Linked DNA regions of Homo sapiens: region 1 is linked to region 2. Evidence: chromatin contacts called from ENCODE Hi-C data. All regions are on one chromosome and are shown on one strand. The core of a region is the stretch at or near the end of the contact, and the rest is flanking DNA. Distances in the headings are between cores, read along the strand shown.

The links. A loop is a pair of places that touch in the nucleus more often than their neighbours do.
Region 1: a loop to region 2 is called in a map with no recorded cell type, with 27 times the contacts of the local background. The contact joins the promoter of PIK3CD here to the enhancer-like site in region 2. A Hi-C loop is called at or near these places in 2 of 37 single-sample maps with no recorded cell type.

What each region holds. Positions count from the first base shown.
Region 1 is chr1:9,648,344-9,655,682 of GRCh38, reverse strand. It overlaps PIK3CD (phosphatidylinositol-4,5-bisphosphate 3-kinase catalytic subunit delta), which reads right to left and starts at 3,952. Exons shown (of 24, transcript NM_005026.5): 1 at 3,881-3,952. It overlaps PIK3CD-AS1 (PIK3CD antisense RNA 1), which reads left to right and starts at 1,097. Exons shown (of 2, transcript NR_027045.1): 1 at 1,097-1,485; 2 at 1,640-3,073. RefSeq lists enhancers at 1,710-1,759, 2,900-2,969 and a silencer at 3,150-4,039.
Region 2 is chr1:2,545,203-2,551,533 of GRCh38, reverse strand. TNFRSF14-AS1 (TNFRSF14 antisense RNA 1) reads left to right here. Exons shown (of 7, transcript NR_037844.2): 5 at 1-542; 6 at 803-961; 7 at 1,260-1,614. Among named protein-coding and RNA genes, the nearest start is that of TNFRSF14, 8.0 kb to the left of the region's middle. RefSeq lists enhancers at 51-1,250, 2,467-3,336, 5,949-6,331. Within about 2 kb of position 3,058, at least 38 of the 41 ENCODE cell types and tissues checked have a DNase peak (open chromatin) inside an H3K27ac peak, as active enhancers do.

The sequences.
Region 1 (7,339 bases), core at 2,703-5,202, 7.1 Mb before region 2:
AAAGTAATAGGAAAAGGGACCCATTTCCAGGAGCCCTGACCCTTATCCGAGGTGGTAAGGTTGTGACTTCTGGGGAGGGAGGGGAGTTTCACGCATATCCAGCCAGTGCAGCTGGAAGGGGAACTTTCACAGGCCCTAGGGACTGTGCTGGCCCTCAGGGAGGGGAGAATGGCCGTTATTTTGGTAGGACCCACAGCAAGTCACAGTGTTTAGCTGCAATAAAAAAGGGGGGGGGGCGGGGGGTTCCTGGGTTTTTTATTTTTTCCATCTTGAAACTGGCAGCATTTCTGCTATGATTGCCGGGGATTTCCACCAACCAAACTAAAGACAACTCAGTCTTAGCGTTAACTGTAGGGAGAGAGGTGGCGTTTTGCCACCTTCGCTATTTATGAAACACTGTCACCGGTACCAAGATGACAATATTTTCCTCCCTTTCAAACAAGCCAGGCTCTGCCATCCTCCAGTGGATAGGGCCCTTCCTTGTCTCCTCCATCCCGGGGTACTGCTTCTAGACCATCTTCTCTAACAGCTTTGCTGAAAAACACACTTGTCCCCTGGGGAGTAGCTGAAGCCACCCTCCTGGCTGAAAGAGCTTTTTTTTCTTTTTTTTTTTTTTGAAATGTAGTCTCACTCTGTTGCCCAGGCTGGAGTGCAGTGGCACAATCTCAGCACACTGCAACCTCCACCTCCCGGATTGAAGCGATTCTCCTGCCTCCACCTCCCAAGTAGCTGGGATTACAGGTGCTCATCACCACGCCCAGCTAATTTTTTTTTTTTGCATTTTTCGTAGAGACAGATATTCACCATGTTGGCCAAGATGGTCTTGAACTCCTGACCTCAAGTGATCCGCCCACCTCGGCCTCCCAAAGTGCTGGAATTACAGGCGTGAGCCACCGCGCCCAGCCTGAAAGAGCCTTCTGAAGGTCCCACGTTAAGGAAACATTTGCTGGGGCCCCAAACCCCACCATCAGGCCCACACCGGCAGCTGGCCTCAGGGAGGGCGGGAACTGCTCTCTACACAAAAATGGTTTTGAAAATAACCCAGCCAAAGGGGAATTGCTTCATCCGTTGCACATTCACTTCTCCCTTTCACTGTGCAATTTAAGTAAAACAAGATGAAGCAGGAACCGACTCTCACCATCCCCACTCCCACCTCCATGAATTCCATCGGACAGTTGTGCGAAAGCGGGCTGGCTTTCGCACAACCATTGGTGGACTGTCTGTCCTGTAAGCCCCCCAGGGGCTGATGCCCTCCCAGTCTGCCTGCCCTGTTCTTAGCACAGCCCCTGGCACCCCGTGTGATCTCAGGAAACACTTGCTAAACATGGTATCGGAGGAGAAACGGAGCCCACAGCTTAGTGCAAAGACCTGGCGGCGTGGACTGAGGCTGCAGAAACGCAGAAACGCGCTTTTCCTGCCAGAAGGGGACATCTGCGTGGTCGGGAGTACCTCTGGGGCACGTGCCCTAATTCCAGAAACATCTAAGTGAGTAGTGTGGCCAATGTAGTCTGTTTCTGAACAGGGGCTGAAGGGCGGGGGAAGTGGGGCTCAGAAGGAGGCTAGCTTAGTTGTCTCTGGAGCAGGCAACTGGGTTGTTGTATTATGTTTCTCAGAGATGGGCTCTTGCTCTGTCACCCAGGCTGGAGCGCAGTGGCACTGTAATAGCTTACTGCAACCTTGAACTCCTGGCTTCAAGTGATCCTCCCGTCTGGGCCTCCCAAAGCACTGGGATGACAGGTATGAGCTACCGCTCTCAGCCACAACTGGGTTTTAAGAGCACTCCTCCAGCCCACTCCAGTGTCTTCCATCATTCTGTGAAAGCACCAAAAGAGGACCAAGCCCAGGAAGCCGCCAGCAGGCCTCTCACCAGCCAAGATGGCTGGAATCCTAATATCAAGAAATGAAACTCCAGCAGGCCATGGAAATGCTAAGGGGTTGGCATTTCTGCTCTAGAGAGAGCCAAAGAGAAAGCTCTATTTATATCTCCTTGCGTTTGGTCGCAGCCTCATCAACCAAAAGAACCTTCCGCCCCACTCAACACATCAATCAAATTGGGGAGGGGGTGTGAACAGCAGCAGCGGGTGTTACAGAGGAGTCTCAAGGGTATCTTAGAGGGTGCCTCTCTGAACAGTCGTCCCCTCCAAATCCCCCCCAAGAGAATTACTAGGACATTCTCCTTCCCCCGCAAGCAACGGCACCCCCAGATGATTAAACGCGCTGGCGTCGGAAAGAGCTGGGATCCTGGAGAAACTACTTGTAAACTGTGTGGGTTGGTGAGTTATTTAACTTTTCTGAGCCTTCGTTTCCTTAACTGTAAAATGAAGACAACACCACTCAGCTCCTACAGTTGTCCAGCTGAAATCACCTAGGTAAGAACGACCAGTTCTTTGGGGAGTAATGTCCCGATGGTACCATTCAATTGTCAAGAACACCAAGGCACCGTCAGGCACCCGGGCGGTATCCCACTCTCCTGGAAGAGAGCAGGGGGTTAGCCCTTGGTTTCAAAGTCCCTAGGGAGCAGTAAACCTTCCCCTCCGAGAGCCCTGAGAGAGGAATAATTGCCCCTTCCCACTCCAACCCACGGCACACCCGCCCACATCCACGTGCGGCTGTGCCCAGCATCTCAGAGGTAGGACTTCTCAGGAATCGGCGGGAAGAAGCCCCCTTGATGGAGTCTGGTGGGGTTCAAGATCTGCAGGTCCCACCTTCCAGGGAACACCTGCACAAGTGAGACCTGCCCGATCAGCCCCGCGCTCCATCCGCAAACTGGGCAGATCCCAAGGGTGCCACGCGAGGACCCTGCACCTTGGCCGCTCCAGGGCGCCCCCCACCCGCGACCCCGGAAATCTCGCCCCTACCTGCTTCACCCTCGCCCCACCCACAGCGCACTTTTCGGGACCTCCCAGCGGCCCTTCCCCGGTTCTCTGGACCCCCGTCTCCCCGCCCTGCAACGCCCCCATCCTGGTGCCCACGAAAGGTCGTCCCAGTTCCCCTCTTCTCTACCTCAAAGGAGGAGGTGCAAATGAGGAAGCCTAAATAAAAACAGGAAACTCGATTTTTTTAAAAAGCCTCATTCAGGCTGAATTACGGGTAAGAGTATTTTTTTAAAAAGTCCGGAAATGCAAAGCTGGGGGCGGTTTTGCCGGCGTAACCCCGGCTCGGCCGCAGATCCGGAGCTGATCTCGCCTGCGCCGCTGCAGCAAACGCGGCGAGCAACGCGGGAGGCCCGGGACTGGGAGGCGGGGCGCGGGTCCACGAGCCGGGAGGAAGCCCCGAAAACTTCCACCCCGGCCCCTCTGCAGCCCCGCTCCCCACTTGCCCAGGCTGGGAAGGGCGCACAGGACCCGGGCGCCGGCGAACTGTGCGCAGCCCTCTCTCCGCGCCAGGGCACTCGGGCGACATCACCAGCGCGCTCTCTGTGGACCCCGCTGCCGTACAGAGGAGGCCCCTGGTCCTCTAGTCAGCGCTCGGAGCGGGCGCACGCGCTGAGCGCTTCCAGTATCCTCGCGCCTCAGCCGGCGCACCGGAGGCCGCACCGCCGCTGTGAGCGCAGCTGAAACCCCGCTGCCGGGCCAGGCGGGCAAGGCGCGCAGTGCAGGCGCCGGGGAGCTGCGCACGCCCCTCTCGGCGGGCCCACGGGGGACGGCCCCGGGCCTCTAGGGCAGCCCCCGCCCAGGTCCCAGCAGCCCGGCCCCCGGGGCTCCCAGGACCCGGCTCGCTAGACTCGGGGAGGCGCCCAGGGCCAGGGCGCACGGGCTGTGTGTGCCGGAGAGACGCCCGCCAGCCAGCCCCGCGCCCCCGAGCGCAGCCGCAGCTCCCAAAGCCCCTGGCCGCGGTCCTCTTCCCACCTCCCCTGACGCAGCCAGCGGCGATCGCTTACCGTCCCGGCGCAGCTGGCAGGGCTGGGCGGCTCTGCTCGCGGCCGCTCGGAGCGACTGCGCTGGGCGCGAGTGAGCCTCGAGGGAGGGAGGCGGGGCGCGCCGGGGCGCCCCGCCTGCCGCCAACCCGCACACTCCACTTCCCACTTTGTTTCCTTTTCACTTGCAACAGGAAAAACAACAGGTCCTCCAGGGCCTCGCCTTCCCCCGCCGCCCACACTCCCCAGTTCGCCTACCGCTAGAGGGGCATCATCCCAGGTGCCTCTGGAAGCTGCACCTTGCTTGCCCTTCTACAAAACAAGTTTTCTTTTTATGCAAAGGAAAACAACGAAATAAAGGTCCTAGGCGCCTTTAAGCGCTCCGCCTTCACGCAGGAAAGAATTTCAGCAGGAGCGGGAGAAAGGCTGAGAGCAGGAGAAGAAGAGGGGGTAACCTGCAGCTCTAGGCACCCAGGGACCCCAAGCGCCATTGCGAGGTGACCAGTGTTGGGGCTCAGGACACACACCCAAAATGTGACTATGGGAGACCAGCGTGTGCCACCCCAAAATATACTTCTTCGCCATATTTTGAAGGGATTATTCTTAGAAACTGCAGGCACAGGAGTAGATCTGAAAAGCTGTCCTTTTGTAAAATGATTTCTATCTATAAAGAAAATCTCCAGGCCTGGCACTGTGGCTCACTCCTGCAATCCCAGCAATTTGGGAGGCCGAGGCGGGAGGATCACTTGAGCCCAGGAATTCAAGCCAGCCTGGGCAACATAGGGAAACCCCCGTCTCTACAAAAAAATTAAAAATTAGCCAGTCGTGGTGGTGCACACCTTGTAGTCCCAGCTACTCGGGAGGCTGAGGTGGGAGGATGGCTTGAGCCAGGGAAATGGAGGCTGCAGTGATCCATGATGGCACCACTGCACTCCAGCCTGGGAAACAAAGTGAGACCCTGTCTCAAAAACAGAAAAGAAAAGGAAAATCTCCATTGGTAAAGTATTAGTATCAGGCGGAGGGCTGCTCAGAGCTAACTTTTCTTACCTGAGAAATTTTATCCGCATAAGAAGACAAGCTTCATTCACCTTACCCTCTCTCCCCTCACTCTCCCTTAACTTGTGTACCACCTCCCCAGGATCCCAAGCCTCTATTCCTTTTTTTCTTTTCTTTTCTTTCTTTTTCTTTTTTCTTTTCTTTTTTTTGAGACAGTCTTGCTCTGTTGTCCAGGCTGGAATGCAGTGGTGCCATCTCGGCTCACTGCAATCTCTGCATCCTGGGTTCAAGCAATTCTCCTACCTCAGCCTCCCAAGTAGCTGGGATTACAGGCACACGCCACGACACCCAGCTGATTTTCATGTTTTTTTGTTTGTTTTTTGTTGTTTTGTTTCTTTGTTTTGTTTATTTTGAGGAATCTTGTTCTGTTGCCCAGGCTGGAGTGCAGTGGCGTGATCTTGGCTCACCACAGCCTCAGCCTCCTGGGTTCAAGCAATTCTCCTGCCTCAGCCTCCTGAGTAGCTGGGACTATAGGTGCACACCACCGTGCCTGGCTAATTTTTGTATTTTTAGTAGAGGTGGGGTTTCGCCATGTTCACCAGGCTGGTCTTGAACTCCTGACCTCATGATCCACCCGCCTCAGGCTCCCAAAGTGCTGGGATTACAGGCGTGAACCACCACACCTGACCCAAGCCCTATTCCTTTCTGAAGGAATGTTTCCTGTCCCTTGTAGGATGTTATATGAGCTTTATTCATCTGAGCCTTCATCCAGTCTTGTATTTTGTGGGATTCCCATGCATAGGTCTTAGTTACACATGGTTTTTCTCTTGTTAATCTGCCTTATGTAAATTTAATGTGGAGCCCAGCCAAGGAATTTAGAGGGTAGAGGGAGGCCACTCTCTCCTCCCCTACAGCAGGCATGACTGAGAGGCTCGGGGAGACAGCCCAGGGCCTAAGTCCCTCCTTGCTCAGCCCTGGGTTGACAGCAGCGACCTCCAGGCTTTGGTGGACCAAGAGTATGGGGGTGGTGGGTGAGCCCACCCCTGAGATTACAACAGTGGCTTCATGCCCTCCCAGGATAGGGTGAAGGGTGAGCCAGTCAATTGCTTAGTGAAACAATGGCTTAAAGGACCCTCTTCAATCCAGCCTGGGAAGTAAAGCAGCTGTTATTGGTCCCTTGGACAGATGAGGGATCTGAGGCTTAGAGAAGGACTTTTTCTACCCAAGAGATGCCTGGGCCTCTCAGGACCACCTTGGGCCCCGTGCTGGCTCCAGAGGCTGCAATAAGCAGAGGCCCAGGCCAGGCATGATGGCTCAGGCCTGTAGTCCCAGCACTTTGGGAGGACGAGGCTGGAGGATCCCTTGAGGCCAGGAGTTTGAGACCAGCCTGGGTGATATGGCAAAACCCAGTCTCTACAAAAAAATAGAAAAAATTAGCCGGGTTTAGTGGTGTGCACCTGTAGTTCCAGATTCTCGGGAGGCTGAGGTGGGAGGATCACCTGAGCCCTGGAGGTTGAGACTGCAGTGAGCCATAACTGTGCCACTGCACTCCAGCCTGGGTGATGGAGTGAGATTCTGCTTTGAAAAAAAAAGAAAAAGAGCGAGAGAGAGGCCCAGAGGCCGTTATTCCAGCCAGGAAAGGGGAGAGGGCTTGGGTAAGATGGAGTGGCTTGCTCAATTGTTCCAGTTTTTTTTGTTTTTGCTTTTTTTGTTTGTTTGTTTGTTTGTTGAGACAGGGTCTTGCTCTGTCACCCAGGCTGGAGTGCAGTGGCATGATCTTGGCTCACTGCCACCTTGGCCTCCCGGGTTCAAGCGACTCTCATGCCTCAGCCTCCCAAGTAGCTGGGACTGCAGATGCGTGCCACCATGGCTGGTTAATTTTTGTATTTTTTAGTAGAGACGAGGTTTCACCATGTTGGCCAGGCTGGTCTCACACTCAGGCCTCGGGTGATCTGCCCGCCTCAGCCTCCCAAAGTGCTGGGATTACAGGCATAAGCCACTGCGCCCGGCCTGGTCCAGGTTTTCTAAGATGCAGGCTGCAGATTCTGTGTTCTCCAGTGGACACTTGCAGAGGAGCCAGGAAGGACCACAGGTCCCTTTTGGAAGGAACGTTGGGCCTGTCCCCAGGAATGCACACTAGTATATCCTTTCTAGTGGAGTGTCTGAGGCTCACAGCCTCTTGCTTACCCCAGGCTCAGATTACTGAGCCTTAGCAGCGGTCTCTAGCCTGTTTCAAGGATGCCAAGAGCCAGAAGACAAATGGACGTTTCAGAAGGAACTCTGACGGCCGAGTGAGCAGCCTGTCCTGAGGGAGCGGCCCGTCCTAAGGTTTCCTAACACCTGGCCTTAACCATGCTTTTGCTAGGCTGCACTTTCAACGCTGCCCTCTGGTCTTTAGAGTTTGTTTCAAGAAACAGCCAGATGACGAATGGTTTTGCATCTTCCAAAGGAATTCTTCATTGAATATGTATTTGCTGACAGCAATTC
Region 2 (6,331 bases), core at 1,809-4,308:
AGGTGATCAAAGCGGTCACAGCACAATGTCCACATCCAACGAGAAATTGCTACTACGTCCAGACGCAGGGAAAGGTGGCCGTGGGAACGTGAGTCAGCAGCAACAGGCCCAGAAGGGCAGCCACGGTGGACTTGTCAGACGTGGACCCTGAAATGACAATCACAGCATGATTTCAGGCAGGAGCCTGAAATGGTACAGCTTTGGACATCGGTTTGGCAAATTCTTTTAGAGAGAAACACACACCTTCCCTAGGACCCAGCAACTCCACTCCTAATAACCAAGTGAAATGGAAGGAGTTGTCCTCAGCAAAACGTGTGTGCGGAAGTTCACAGTCACTTTCTCGGTGATAACCAAGAGCTGGAAACCACTGCAACACCCACCAGCAGGTGAACGGATTAACACACTGGGCTAGGGCCACACAATGAGATGCTCCGTGGCAACACAAAATGAACCGTGGACACACACTGCACGGCGGATGAATATGCAGACATCAGGCCACGTGAAGGGAGCCAGGCCCCGAGGCGCCACGCTTTGTGATTCAGGTGAAATTCTGGGACAGGCAGATCTAACCTGCAGGGAGAGAGAGGTCAAGGATGATGGGGCCAGGGCTGGGGAGGGGTTGGGAAGGGGCTCATGTTGCTGGGGTGTCAAAACAAAGCAAAGGGCCACAGACTTGGGGGCTCAAGAAATGGAAACACAATGGTGTCATGGTTCTGGGGGCTGGAAGTCCAAGATGCAGGGGCAGGTGGGGTTGGTTCCCTCCTGGGCCTGCAGATGGTACCTGCTCCCTATGTCCTCACAGGGTGGTCCCTCTGCGCCCAAGACCCGGCTGCCTCCTCCTCTTCCTGGCTGCAGGGAGTGCTTGTGTCTGAAGAACGCCAGGCTGGTGTCCCCAGAGGGCGGCTGGAGGGGCTCAGAAACCATTTTCACCTTCTGTCTCCTCCATGTCTGCACTGTTTGGGTTTGTACCCGCCTGTGTCGCTTTTGCACGGGAAGTGAGATGGAGAGACACGTGAACCACCATTGCTGGGGTTCCAGCATGGGGCCCCAGGGGACCCATGGCTTTCCCAGAAGGAAGCTCTGCCATTGGACAGCCGGTCTCAGGCTGCTGCACAGGCCCCTCCCCGCCCTCAGCCCTGGCCTGCGGGAATCAGGAAAGGGTGGGGTCCAGCTGCATTGCGAATGGACTAAAGCCACTGATTTGCACACTTGCCAATGGCTGAAATGGTCAATAAAACGTCATGTACCTTTTGCCACAGGAAAGAAAGCACGCAGCCAAAGAGCGCAAAGAGGCTCAGAGGAGGCCCGGGTGCCCTGGAGAGACGCTGCGTCCTGACGACACAGCATCCCTGTCCCGCAGCGGAGATTTCCCAGATGAAGGATTCCCCGGCGGGAGACAGGGCCCTGCACACAGGTCCTCTGCCACGCTGCTCACCATGCCTGTGTGTTATCTCCCCATGAAAAGTCACCTAGGCCGAGCATGGTGGCTCACGCCTGTAATCCCAGCACTTTGGGAGGTGGAGGCGTGCGGATCATCTGAGATCAGGAGTTTGAGACCATCCTGAGTAACATGGTGAAACCCCGTCTCTAGGAAGAATACAAAAATTAACTGGGCATGGTGTCAGGTGCCTTGTAATCCCAGCTACTCGGGAGGCTGAGGCGGGAGAATCGCTTGAACCTGGGTGGCGGAGGTTGCAGTCACAGCGTTTGCAGCGAAGCGGCTCCCAGAGCTGGGAGGAAAGCCCCGCCTGCAGCCAAGCTCCTGCTCCACCACCCCAGGTGCAGAGGGGCTGCCCCAGGCGGGGGACTCCAACTCCCTCTCAGCCAGGGCCAGGCCTGTGGGGTCCGGGCCTTCTCAGGGCCGAGGCCTCACTGCCCGAGCACGGGCCCTGCCTGCGGCAGTTACGCGGATGGTTCCTTTTTAAACGCAGGAGCTGCCGTCATCTTCTCTCACTCAGTGGTCATCACGGAAAGTGAAAACGACGGTGCTGCTCCTCCCACGGAGGAGAGACAAGCTCACAGGTGGGGAAGCCAGACCCTCGAGGATGAAGTGGGGGGCACAGCCCTGTCCTCCCTCAGATGCCCCAAGATAGGCCAGGGTGGGAGAAGGGGGCACCTGTCCCAGGCACTGGGTGGCCGCTGCCCGGCAGAGGGTCTCTGCCCCCATCAAAGGGAAGTGGAGGCCCCCAGGGTAGATTCTGTTTGGCCTGCATTTATGTAGCACCTACTTTATGTCTGGAAGTCGGGGGGCCCATGGGCAGGATCTGTTCAGCCCACATTTATGAGGCACCTGCTGTATGCCTGGCAGTGAGGGTGGGGCCCCAGGGGCAGGCTCTGTTCAGCCCACATTTATGAGGCACCCACTATATGCTGGGCAGTGGGTACAGGGATGGCTGCCCAGGCTGGCCTGTCCCACGGAGGAGAGACAGGCTCACAGCGGGGAAGCCAGAACCCCAAGTGTGAAGTGGGGGGCATGGGATCAGAGGCGGCCCAGACCCCATGAGCTGGGGCTGCACCAGGCACAGAAAGAGCAGTGGCAGCGACTCATGGCTTCAGGCTGCTCAGGTCCTGCCTGGGCCGACTGCAGGAAAAAACAAGGACTTCCGCCTCCCTGCGGTCCCTCCCCTACACCCGCCCACGTGGCCAGGACGTGAATGTCACCATGGGGACTTCCGCAGGGCCTAGTGCTTTCCTTTTTGTTTTTTGTGTTTTGTTTTTTTTTTTTTGAGTCTGGCTCTGTCACCCAGGCCGGAGTGCAACAGCGCGATCTTGGCTCACTGCAAGCTCCGCCTCCTGGGTTCACGCCATTCTCCTGCCTCAGCCTCCGGAGTAGCTGGGACTACAGGCGCCCGTCGCCATGCAAGGCTGATTTTTTGTATTTTTAGTAGAGATGGGGTTTCACCGTGTTAGCCAGGATGGTCTCGATCTCCTGACCTCGTGATCTTCCCGCCTCGGCCTCCCACACTGCTGGGATGACAGGCGTGATCCATCGCACCCGGCCAGGGCCTGGTGCTTTCCCAGACAGGTGACTGCCCGTCTGGTCTCGGCTTCCCCTAAGCAACATCCCAGGATCCTGCGGAAAGACCCACCCAGGCCTGGGCCTTCCCTGCTCGGTGCAGGGCTGTGGGCGCGACCCCTGGCAGCAGGCCAGGACGTGGGGGGCCGCCCTGCCAGAGCTGGGACAGGGCCAAGGGACCCTCCACCTCTGAATTTGCCTTGGGAGCTGAGACTTCTGATGGGAGACCTCAGACCTCTGTCTGTCTCTTCCTCTGTCTCTTCCTCTGAGCCACAGGGGCTGCAGGTCCAAGCCTTTTGCCTGGACAGGCCGCTAGCCACCAGGGGGCAGCAAAATCCAGGCCCTGCCTCCCCGGCCGCAGGTGCCACTTCCTAGAACCTGGGCTCCCTGTGCCATCACCTGCGTGCCTAACCCTGGGTGTGCATTTGGGGCCACACTCACTGCAGCCCTTTAAGAATCCACCCCCTCCTCCCTCCCCTCCCCCTGGGAAAACACAAGGGCTGCCCTCCATGGTCTGGTTGTCAGTGAGGGACACGGGGCTGGGCCCAGACACTAGAATAAATTATTCGGGTAATACATGGTTCGATGAGGGGCCAGGTGAGCCCGTGGGGGTTGGGCAGCCATGGTCGGGTTGGATCACGGTCCAAGGCCGGCCCCCACTGCTGCAGGGCCTCAGCCCACTCTCACTTCCTGTGTCTCTGTCATGGTCCCAGAGTGCAGGAGCCCCGTTTGCTCATCTCTAAAATGGAGTCATGTCGCTCTGCCTCCCGAGCTATTGGGAGGTGACTGGCGGACACTCCCACAGGTGGCTGGTACACAGCAGGGCTCACAGGGGCACTGGACAAACCGGGGCTCCCCCAGATTGCTGTGGGCAGGGAGGAGCTGTCCCCAGCTCAGAGCAGCCCTGACGGGCTTTCCAGCAGGGGCCAGGGTAGAGGCCAGCGGGGCAGGGCCCCAGCCCAGGGAGCCCCGAGCTCCCTGCCCACGTCTTGAGCAGAAGCCTCCAATCTCAGGGGCTGCAGTCGGCCAAGCTGTGGGCCAGAAACTCAGGCAGAAATTGCAGGGCTAGTGCCTTTATTAAAGCTCCATGGAGGGGCAGCTCCAAGGCCTGCACGCCACAGTTGGCCGCCATTGCCCAACTGACACAGCACATCCCCCCCGCAGTGCCTCCACAGCCCCACACCCCGGGGCAATTAGCACAGGGCCATGCCCTTCCATTGCGCAGCGTTCACCCACCCCACCACCACTTCAGCATAAACCGTGGAGTCCTTTCCCAGGCTGGACGGAGCCGGGGTCCAGCTGCGGGGCCTGGCTGGGGAAGCGCTGCCCGGCTGGGGAGGCGCTCCCCAGGCCCTCCCCACACACCTGCCCCTCCCCGCCGGGCGCATCCCCACCTCCCGCTGCCTCAAACCGCCTTCCTAACAACACCCTTTCCCCAGAGCCCCACCTCCAATATGTAGACTGGCCGCTCCCTCCATGGGAGGGGCTGCTCAGCCCACGCCCCGCCCTGGCGCTAGGCACCAAGCAGGAGGGGAACGGAAATCCTCTCTGGTTCGCTGGGAGATGGGGAGCCTGGCAAAGTGGCCACCAGGGCGTCCACCGGGTCCCCTGTGGGCGGGGTTGCTGGGCGCTGCTCCTGGGCAGAGGCCGAGGTCTCTCCGGCCCGTTGCTCTTCATTCACCGTGGCCTGAGACTCCCCAGTACTCGGTGGAGGGAGAAGGCCGGAAGGCTTCCCGGAGGCGGCGCGCCAGGCCTTCCCTGAGGTCCATCCGCGGCGCTCTCGGCGGCCCGGGCTCCGGGAATGAGGTGGCTGGTGAGGCCCGCGGAGTGGGAGGCCGGTAGGACGCGCGTCCTGCCCAGCGCAGGCGACAGACACCCCTGCCGCCACCCCCGCCAGGCTCGCCGGGGACGTTTCCTGTTCTGTCCCCAGCTGGGAGCTGGGCTGGCACCGCACGAACTTCTCGGACAGCAGGGAGAGCAGAAAGGTGGCAAGGAGCGCCCACCCGCCCCTGCCTGGCCCCGCAGGAGGGCCCTGCGCTACCGCCGCACCGCCACGCTCTTCACTCTGGAGCACCGGCCTCAACGAGCGCGCGGGGCGGAGGGCGGCCGGGAGGCGGCGGCGGCGCAGGTGGTGGAGGCGTCTTTATGGGCGCCAGGCAGTGGTGCACGCTTTCCCACGCCCGGCAGCCAATTGGAGGCCAGGGCCAGAAGAAGCACGGCCCCGCCCCCTAGCTCCGGGCCGGGCCACCCCCACCCCCACCCCCCTCACCCCCCACACCCCCCACTCCCCGCTCCCCCCGCCCCCGGCCTCCAGCAGGGCGATGTGGGTAGGCGTGGCTGGGGGGTCACGTGGGACCTGACCGGGAGGAGGAGCCTGCCCATACGTCCCTCCGTCAAACCTGCTCCCTCCCTGTCCCCAGCTTTCCGACCACCTGACCTGTCCTCCATCTGACAGTCTTCCAGCCTGGCCAGGAGCAGCCCCAGCCCAGGCACCTGCCCGGGCCTGGCCTCCTCAGGGGTGAGGACAGGGGCCGCAGAGGCAGCTCCAGCTGTGGAAGCAACAGGGAGACAGGCCAGGGAAGGGGCTGAGCCGCAGCTACTGCACAGGGGGGCCAGGGCCACTGCTCCAGGAAGCCCCCACCCTCCTCCTGCACTTCCTGATAATCCAGGCCAGCGGCCACCTCCCCCAGGAAGCCCCCGACCCTTCCCTCCCCTGGGCTGGCTCTCATATTAAAAGGTCATCCTTGGAGGTGCTCTGGGCAGTTAATTCCAGGCAGCAGCCCCACACCCCAGCTTCTCCAAACCTGGTATTTGTTAACCAGCCGCCCTTGGGGGTCCTTCCATCAGCCTTGGGAGGCAGCAGTGCTGTCCCACACCTCAGACAAGGAGACTGAGGTCCAGGGAGGAGGCCTTACCCAGCTCACTGCCCCACCAGGTCCCTCTCCTGCCCCCTACACTGACAGGGTGGGCTGCTGGGTGGGCAAGAAGATGGTTGCAAAGGGTGTGAGAGCCGTGCAGGCCAGACTTGGAAGCAAGGAAGGTGCCAGCCCTGGGGACTCATGGCCAGCGTGTGGGGGCGAGCAATGGGTAGTGTGACGGTGGAGGCACGGCGCCAGGCATGGTAGTGGGTGCCTGCAGGGTCCTCCTGAGCCATCCTTTACCCAGGCACCCATGATAAATGACAGGCCCAGGAAGGGTGCCAGTCTCGGGCCAAAAGAGAGGGGGTAGCAGCTGGCCTGGGTGGCTGCACAAGACTACCCCTATGCCCTGGAGACCTCCTGCCCCCATGGCCAGAAGGGAGGTGCCTCCCTGTCA